2 separate regions of the Homo sapiens genome follow, and region 2 is linked to region 1. A link is a contact called in ENCODE Hi-C or POLR2A ChIA-PET data. All regions are on one chromosome and are shown on one strand. Each heading gives the region's core, a stretch centred on a gene start or an enhancer-like site at or near the end of the contact. The rest is flanking DNA. Distances are from core to core; before and after follow the strand shown. Region 1 overlaps BNC2 (basonuclin zinc finger protein 2). Region 2 overlaps BNC2 (basonuclin zinc finger protein 2).

Evidence for each region. A loop is a pair of places that touch in the nucleus more often than their neighbours do. ChIA-PET counts read pairs that join two places held with the same protein, here RNA polymerase II (POLR2A). Pooled maps may share reads with other maps.
Region 2: a loop to region 1 is called in a map of chondrocyte, with 1.9 times the contacts of the local background. The contact joins two enhancer-like sites. A Hi-C loop is called at or near these places in 1 of 168 maps with a recorded cell type or tissue (chondrocyte) and 2 of 50 pooled maps. POLR2A ChIA-PET finds 5 or more read pairs at or near these places in 3 of 52 experiments (AG04450, H1 and Panc1).

What each region holds. Positions count from the first base shown.
Region 1 is chr9:16,626,445-16,630,890 of GRCh38, forward strand. The region is part of intron 3 of BNC2 (basonuclin zinc finger protein 2); the gene reads right to left. Among named protein-coding and RNA genes, the nearest start is that of BNC2-AS1, 98 kb to the right of the region's middle. RefSeq lists an enhancer at 520-1,053. Within about 2 kb of position 2,152, at least 8 of the 41 ENCODE cell types and tissues checked have a DNase peak (open chromatin) inside an H3K27ac peak, as active enhancers do.
Region 2 is chr9:16,822,964-16,827,409 of GRCh38, forward strand. The region is part of intron 1 of BNC2 (basonuclin zinc finger protein 2); the gene reads right to left. Among named protein-coding and RNA genes, the nearest start is that of BNC2, 45 kb to the right of the region's middle. Within about 2 kb of position 1,953, at least 3 of the 41 ENCODE cell types and tissues checked have a DNase peak (open chromatin) inside an H3K27ac peak, as active enhancers do.

The DNA.
Region 1 (4,446 bases), core at 902-3,401:
GGCAGACAGAGCAAAACTTTCATCTCTCAGTTATCCCCTCATTATTTCAACCACAAATCAAGTAGCAGTCATGAGGAGGGTGAGACAGAAAGGCAGAGAAAATAAACAACAACAAAGACAGAGACCTGGTTGCAATTTAGTATTGGATTCAGAAGCCCAATTTAAACTAAAACCTGGCTCTGGGGTGCTGGCCCTCATCTCCTTCTTGCCTAGCCTACGAAACGTAAAAGGCAAACACACACACACACACACACACCCTGTATTCTCTTTTCTTTCTCCTTTTTTTCCTTCCGTAATCAGGCTCTCAAATGTCAACGGTCCCCTCTGGAAGGAAGCGAGAACAGGGTATTGAAGTATGCAGTGCCATGAGTCATCTTACTAGATGCTCTAGCAACTGCCTGTGACCCAGCAGTGAGCCAAGATAGCAGGGCTTTTAATAAAGCAGCACGTTTGCACACTCACAGCCCTGTTAATTTAATACCTGCCGCTTGTTTACCAAACAGCACGGGCATGTCTCCGTGTCGGTAACTTCCCAGTGACAGTGAGGCGACTGAATCAGGGCATGGAACAGATGCACCTTTTTACGCTCTGTTACACTGTGTCACAGACTACAGCCCCTGAGCGCATTCCTTTATTTATCCTGCAGCCAGTTGAGCTAATTGTCAGAGACAGACCTGGTTCTAATTCTGCAGAGTCCAGCAACTGCTGGAGTGTATGTAGTGAGGCATGAACGGTGCAGAACTTTAGAAGGGAACAGTTGAAAAACAGAGTCTGAGGGTAGAGGCATAATCTGCCAATATTTTACTTAGACTTTGAAAATACCACCTGTCTCAATAGCAGGCTATGGGAGTGGGGACAAAAGTAAAACAACTCCAGTGTCAGAATGAAGCAGAAGCAAGCAAATGTCAAAGCATATTCCTATGTAAGGAGAACACAACACAGCAGCAATGGCATTCATTTTCCAAAGAATATGGTTCGGCCTGTGCAGTTGTAAAATATTCACAAGCTCAAAAACCTGGTGATAACAGGCCAATATTCAATGCGGCTCACACCAGCAGTTCTGCACAATACCAGGATTGAGCATTACAGAGATACTGTGATGCAAGCCCATTAATGACACCAAAATTACTTAAAAGACTAGTCTCTCAATCCTCCAGCCATACAATTTGAGTCTGCTTGATCATGTGTAGACAAAGAAACTCCCATTTATTGTTCTCCTCACACCCTGTGGTATTAGAAGTGTTTCTTATGAGCTGTAATACCATACTCATATTTTATCAGTAGCAAGAGTTCACTCCAGTTAAAGTTCTTCACCCGTCATGGGCATTTTTCAGCAAATTAATGTCTTTTACTTGCATGACTTCCCTTCATATTATAATTTGGGGTTTAAACGGATCATAATACTTTGCAGAAAGTAAAAAGAGAAAAAGAGCTCAGTGTTGATAATTTTTACCACTTATGACTGAATGACCTCAACTGAGGAATAAAAAATTAAGTCATTTGTCTTATGAGGTACAAAGGACATTTTACGGTGTACAATTTAGCTAATAACGGGTTCAGGCCAATCCTTAAGAAGTCACATGTTTCCATTGTCCCTTCACCCCCTGCTTGTGTTTTTACCACATCCTAACAAAAACATGACCAGAACTGGTGAAAAACATACGGTTCCAACTAATGAATCACATACTTTCCCGCAAGTACAGTAAGTACTACCAGCTGTGTGACAGTCTTGCTTTGGCAGTGGGACCAGCTTAGAACAAGCCGGCTCATCTGAAAGCAGCTGTACTGAAAAACCACAAGCAATATAAGTGTGTCTGCCTTCTCAGGGCGGCTTTGTCTCTGTTCTATGTCTCTGCTCTGTCCCCATAATGTGCCAGCCATCTTGTTTAGAGAAAGTTTCAGAAATTACAGTGGTAGGGAGAAAATCCACACATTCAAAAACCTTAAGTTTTCAGAAAATGTTGTCACTTTATCAAGTGGAACGCCGTGAGAGGTCAATTAAAGGAAAACACCTCTCTCCCACATCCAGCCTTCCACATGCATCTTTTGGGGTTTGCCTTAGATGTAAAAGTGTGCGTATTTATGTATCTAAATAAGTGAGGTGGGAAACAGGGGGAGGAACGGCACAGGATCCAGCTACTTACAGATGGGCTGAGGCATGCATGCGAACACACACAAACACACACGCAGAGCAATTCGCAGATTATCAACTCATGCCATGAGCTACTGCAAAAAAGTTCTATGATTTTAAACTTGCCATTTATACAACAATAAGCTTCATTTGTAACCACAAAGCATTCTGAAAAAGATTCCCTGGCAAGCCCCAGATATTTTTACACAAATGCACTTTTCCTTTCTGTGAAACAACATTCAACTGGATAATCATTGCTGTTAAAGGGAAAGAAAGTCCAACAGCATTGGTCTAGAAATTTAAGTGGAAATAGTAGGATTTTTAAACTTCTGTAGTGTCTGAAGGCAATAAGTAATTAAAATTTTTTTAATGTCATTAAGTGATCAGTAGCTTGTATGTAAGCACCTAAGTACCATCTCAGGCTTGTTCTGCAAAAAAGAAATACCTACCGTTGTCATTCTTGACTTTTCCAAAGTCTCAATCAGAAAAATAAATACAGAGTAGTGAAATTATTTTTGGTTTTTGTCAGTGTTTCACATACAGAGAAGTCAAATGTAAGGACTAATCGGGAAGGTTTACCTTTTATGTTTACTTTTATTGCCTAATTTAGCCAAACACATTACTCTAAACTATAATGTTGTAAAGATGCTTGATTCGGCAATAATCTAATCCAAAAATTATATTAACATCACATCTTTTTATTTACACCATAGTTGTGTGAATAATTTTCGTTTTGAATGAGCTATCAATGTAATACTCAAAAAATGGCCAGAAGACTCACTACATTCAGAAGATTCACTACATTAATTAGAGAAGATCTTGGCCTCTGTGGTTTCTTCCTAAAATTCACTCTTTCTAAATGAACTTTAATGTTTGTGTGTTTGGGGGAGTTCAGTGCTGGGCTGATCAAGGGCAAGTACTTAGGGTGAATCTAGAAATCACATTGAGGCTTACAATTGGATAAAGGCAGACAGCAGAACTGGGAGCACCAACAGTAGTGGGGAAAGAGTAAAGGATGAGCATCTGCAGGCAAACATCGGACGAACTCAGGTTCCACTCCAAACCACCACATAAACCAAGTCACATGATTTTTTTTTGGTTTCCCAGTGCATATAAAATTTGTTTATTCGATGCTGTAGTCTATTAAGTGTGCAATAGCATTATGTCTAAAAAAAACAGCATACATACATCTAAAATACTTTATTGCTAAAAAATGCTAACAATCGTCTGAGCCTTCAGTGAGGTGTAATCTTTTTGCTGGCAGAGGGTCTTGCCTAGATGTTGATGGCTGCTGATTGATCAGGGTGGTGGTTGATGAAGACGGGTGGCTGTGGTGTCTACTCATAAAATAGACGGTTTGCCGCATCAATTGACTCTTCCATTCAGAAAAGATTTCTCTGTAGCATTGATGCTTTGGATAGCATGTTATCCACACTAGGACTTCTTTCAAAATTGGAGTCAATTCTTTCAAACTCTGCCACTGCTTCAATTTGTAAAAGAAATGCAGTATCTGCAGAGTGCAGTAAAGCCAAGTGCAATAAAAGGAGGTATGCCTATGTTCAAGCCTGAAGAACAGACTTAACTAATACATAGACTTGAAACAGTACACTGATAAACAGACATATAATTTTAAAAAAATATTGACTCATTTATAGCACTTAGTTCATGTTAAATCTAATAAAGAATACTAGTCTAAGTGGGAAAAGTCCAAAACTGGATTATTAAATTACACAGTAAAATCTATCAAGAAAGAGCTAATATGGCTGAGCCAAAATTATGATTAAATTATGATAAAAGCATTAAAACTCAGTTATTAATAACATGGAAAGATAGTTACAAAATGTTGATAAGCAAAAAGCAGCTTACAAAGCAGTGTACGCAATATGGTCCTCTATTTTTAAAATGAATACAAAAGACAAGTGAAAACAAAAAATGATTAACACCTGTGTGGAAGGAACTATTGGCGATGCTTTTACTCTTCTTAAATTCCATTTTCTAAACTTTATTTATTTAGCATGTATAAACTACACATAGGAAAAATAAGTGTACTTCTTTTCCTTTTTTTAAACAGTGTGAGAAATTTTATTTTTAAGAAATCTAGTAACTAGATTTCTGGTCCTCACCAGTAGTTACACTGCAAAACCTGTGTATTATTTAAAAATGTGGAGCGTTTCTTTTTTTGAAACAGAGTTTCACTCTTGTTGCCCAGGCTGGAGGGCAACGGTGCGATCTCGGCTCACTGCAACCTCCGCCTCCCGGGTTCAAGCGATTCTCCTGCCTCAGCCTCTCGAGTAGCTGGGATTACAGGCATGCGC
Region 2 (4,446 bases), core at 703-3,202, 200 kb after region 1:
ATTGGTCAAGTAGTTTCAAGAACCTAGAAAATGGTTTTGTCTCATCAATGTAATGTCCTCCTCCACACAATGATTGAAACCATATTAGGTCTCTACTACTCCAAGCTATCAAATCAGTCTTCTTCATACTAGGAAATTGAGCTAAGTTTCCTGAATAGAATTAACTAAGTTGCTTTGTTTTATTTACAAGAACCACAGTAAATAGTTTATTAAAAAACAAACAGTACTCTTATTAAACTCTCTTCAGTGACTTTCTAACCAACAAATTCTTTTTCTAAAATAGCAAGTAGAAAAGTTTATAGGTCAAACATTATATATAAAATAGTTCTATAGTGACATGTAAGAATTACACCTGCCAGGCCAAGCACAGTGGCTCATGTACTTTGGGAGGCCAAGGTGGGAGGATCACTTGAGCTCAGGAGTTCAAGACCAGCCTGAGTAACATAGTGAGATCCTGTCTCTACAAAAAAAAAAAAAAAAAATTAAAAAATTAGCCAGGTGTGGTGGCATGTCCCTGTGTTCCCAGCTACCTGAGAGGCTGAGATAGGAGGATCGCTTGAGCCTGGGAGGCAGAGGTTGCAGTGAGCTGAGATCACACCACTGCACTCTAGCCTGGGCAACAGAGTGAGATCCTGTTTCAAAAAAAAAAAAAAGAATTACAACTGAAATGTGTAACTTAACAAAAACAATTTAAAATCTACTCAGAAAAATTTTGATTGCCTTCATGTTGATAACTATAGTAACATTTGGTATCCAGGAATTATTTCTTTTTTAAACAGGTGATCTTTGACTACCCAGAAAGCAGAACTATGAAAGAAGAGAAATCTCAGGAAGTAACTTCAAGCTCTGCCCAATAAAAACATTCACTGACTTTCTCTAAAGGTCTTTTTCCTTCTCTGTGGAGGTGATTTTGAAATTTCATTCAAATCCCTAACAGCTCCTATCAAATTATATTAGAATTGTGACCTTATAAGATGCCTACAGACAATTATAATTAATCTTAGTTTGTAGAATGGATTAATGAATACATTTTGTAGCTCTTTGCATAGATTACACATATGTCCATTAATCAGTAGTGAGAATCTAAAACTAATTCCTGGAAAATCTACAAAGGAACCCAATGGTTAGGAGTGATAAGAAACTTCTGACATGGTCCTTTGATAATCAGTCATAAAAATAGGCTGTGACCGCTACCATTATCACTAAGGAGGTAATGTGTCTAACGACAGTGAGGAGGATAATATACTATTTATTGACTCTTTTCCCTGAAGTGTTAAAGGGTTTTTTTTGGTTGGTTTTTTAATGTTTGGTCATTTTATGATACAACACACAAAGAAACTGTAAGTCTAATGACAGAAATTAAAAGACTTGAAACTTCTGGAAATTCAAAGGTCCCTTCTTTTGTGGCCCTGGACAAAGCTTGTTTGTATGCCTTCTTTCTAAAGGCCACATATATGACACTCTTTCAAGTAAAATCTACTACAAGAAAATAAAGGGAGGGAAAGGCACTTGCCTGTCCTCAGTCACCTCCTGGCCCTGTTCTCCCAAACTGTTATCTCCTTGATAAGCAGTGGTGCTCTCAGGTGCTTTCATATTCTCAATGCTCCAGCAGGAGTGATGACTGAGAGGCCCCCAGGCACCTCGAACCAATGCTGTCACTTCTAGTCACTGCTAGGCCCAGCTAATGCCATGCCTGTCATGACAAGCACCAGCCACCTAAAGGCACCACACCTCTGCCTCGACAAAACATACCTCTGAAAAAAGTATGAGCCACAGAGGGAACCTGTTTCAGGGGTTGCCAAGGGAAGCCAAACTTGTCTATAAACAGCAGAGGCACAGTGAAAGAGAACCCAAAGCCACAGATACAAGAGGACTGTTAGCCTGGAGTGCAAATAATTGTTCTACTTCCTGTGCATAGATTGTTTGGGAGGGGAGGGGGAAAAGGACATACGAAGATACGGTTTGACCAGGCTAAACTGGGTTTAGTTGTCAGCCTAAACCTGCCATCTGGTGTTAAGATATAGCAGATCACACCCCAGATGTGTTCCTTCAAACAAATCACATCTTTTTTCTTACCCCTCTTTTTTTTTTCTTTCTGTAAAGAGAGAGGTGCCTGCCAAAGATACGAATCAGTGGAAGTTTACTTTATACTAAAAATTCTCGTTAATTTACTCAGCCGAATGAGGAGGTATGTCATTTATGCACTCACAGCCCAAATGCAACCACTTTTCAAAGATGGTACCTAGAGATGCTGAGCTGAAAATCATTTATTTTCTACTCATCAACCGTCAAAGTTGGGGCTATCCTTAGTCACCCAAAAGCCATTTCATCTGAAAATCAAAATTTATTTCAGTACAGTAGAGTTCTGAAATCCCTATTCTCCTCTTTATTTTTGTCTCAATATCTCATTCCACAATTGGGGTGGGGAAGGGTTATGCAGTGCTATCATTTGCACCTCATTACACTTGGGCTGGAGCTTTGAGAAAGCTGATATTCCCTCTAAATTTTTACAGATGCTTCTAGTTTACCAGTTCATGACTGCACTACTAGAAAAGACTTCCTGCCTCTAAACTGCTTGCTGGCATGTATGCTGAATTTCAAAATCCCTGAAAAAAGTAAACCTTTGTGGTGTTCTCTTAACTTTCTTCCTGGGGAGGAGGAGGAGGGGAGGGTCACCCAAACCAAGCAAAATCTTTTTCTCCTATGGAGTGAGACTAAAGCTCAGAAACATTCCCTCCTAACTACTGGCTCTTCATTTTGATTTGGAAATCACTTCACAAAAATGTTCATTAACTGAACGTTATTTGTGGAAGGTGTTTTTCATTAGAAATTATGATTGTGACATGTTCATTAAATTGTGAAAATAGTTCAACCACAGACAGTCTTTCACCTGAGCATAACTGTATTTTTTTTTTGCATGTGTCATTTGAAAAACACTTTGGACAGAGAGAAGGGACACTTTCTAAACTAGCAAACCCCTTTGTTTAATGGTTCCAGGGTTTTTCAAAGTTCAGGGCAGGTGACACTGGTCTGTTCCTAATCTTTACTGTGTTAGCAATGTTAAGGCTGATGACGAGGGACACAAATCCCCTGATGGAACTGAATGCATTCCAAGCTCCCCGACCCACTCAAAGCCATAATCCCCTGCAGCTGGATCTTACTTACCACCATGCACAGCTAACACATTTTTTAAAAGCTAGTCACTGGTGACAAATGTAAACTGGACACAACAGCCCCCCTTTCTCCTTACTTCACTCCCCCCCGCTCAATCTTCCCCCATAACCCAGAGACTTGCTGTTTCTGTGATGGATAGGACCTGCCTTTTAGAACCACCAAGCCTGTGCCATATAGCTCTGCTCTAAGTAACTAGAAGGTTTTAAAAGCATCTTCAGCTGTCAGACTGTAACAAAAACAACAAAAAAGTCATCCTTAACACAAACATTTCACAACTGAGAAAACCCTCTAAGTTGCGATTATCACTGCCATACGGAGGTCCACTATTTATTTAGCTCTCACATGCAGGAAAACTGTCTGGCACTCTTGCTGCTTGATTAAATTAAGCTGCTTGCCATATTCTTGGGTATAATAAATGCAAAAGAAAATTTTAAACTTGAGATTCTTTTCTATCTTTTGGACTCTTTTACTTTTTACTTTTGGCAGAAAAATGACTGAAATATAGTAAACAAGTAGCCCTTTATGGAAGGCAAGCATGTTTTCACCATGGATTTTGATCATCTACTTAGAAAGGGAAACCCCAATAACCCAAGTGGACAATAGCTCTGTGCTGGATCAAGTCTCCAAATCCAGGGCAACAAACTATGGAAAATAGCCTAAAGACAGATGAAATGATGGATGGATAGATGGATGGATGGATGATCGATGGATGGATGAATACACAGAGCTATCTAAATAAGAAAAAAATTTTCTAAATGCTATCAAAATTCCATATAATACAGATGACAGATTTTGATGAAGGGACAAGCTATCCACTTCACCTGATGCAGAAAAACCAAAGGTTAATGTATGTAACTTTTTTGGTTTATTCCAGTTCCCAGATAACCAGCAATAAGTGCTATGATTTAAGCGATGTTACCAATTAGACTTGGAGATAGCTACCACAGCACTGACTATAATGCTTACATTGCATTAGGTTTAATTACTGTAAAGTTACATCTGGAGAGGAAAACATAATTTTATAACCACTCTCAGCATTCTAACTTGTGCTCAGTCTCTGCACGATACATATTTGCCCAAGTAATTGAAGCCCTACAAGGCACCACAGTTAATAATGTGTAACTAGGAGAAACACATGGAAAAGCGACAAGCAGGTCTCTGTGAATTAAATTCACATGTAATTATGTGACCTTTCAGTGTTCTTCTAGTCTTCCTGAGAGCAGGTACTCCAGAGCAGCTGCGACCAGCCTCAGTGGGACCCACTGAACAGGA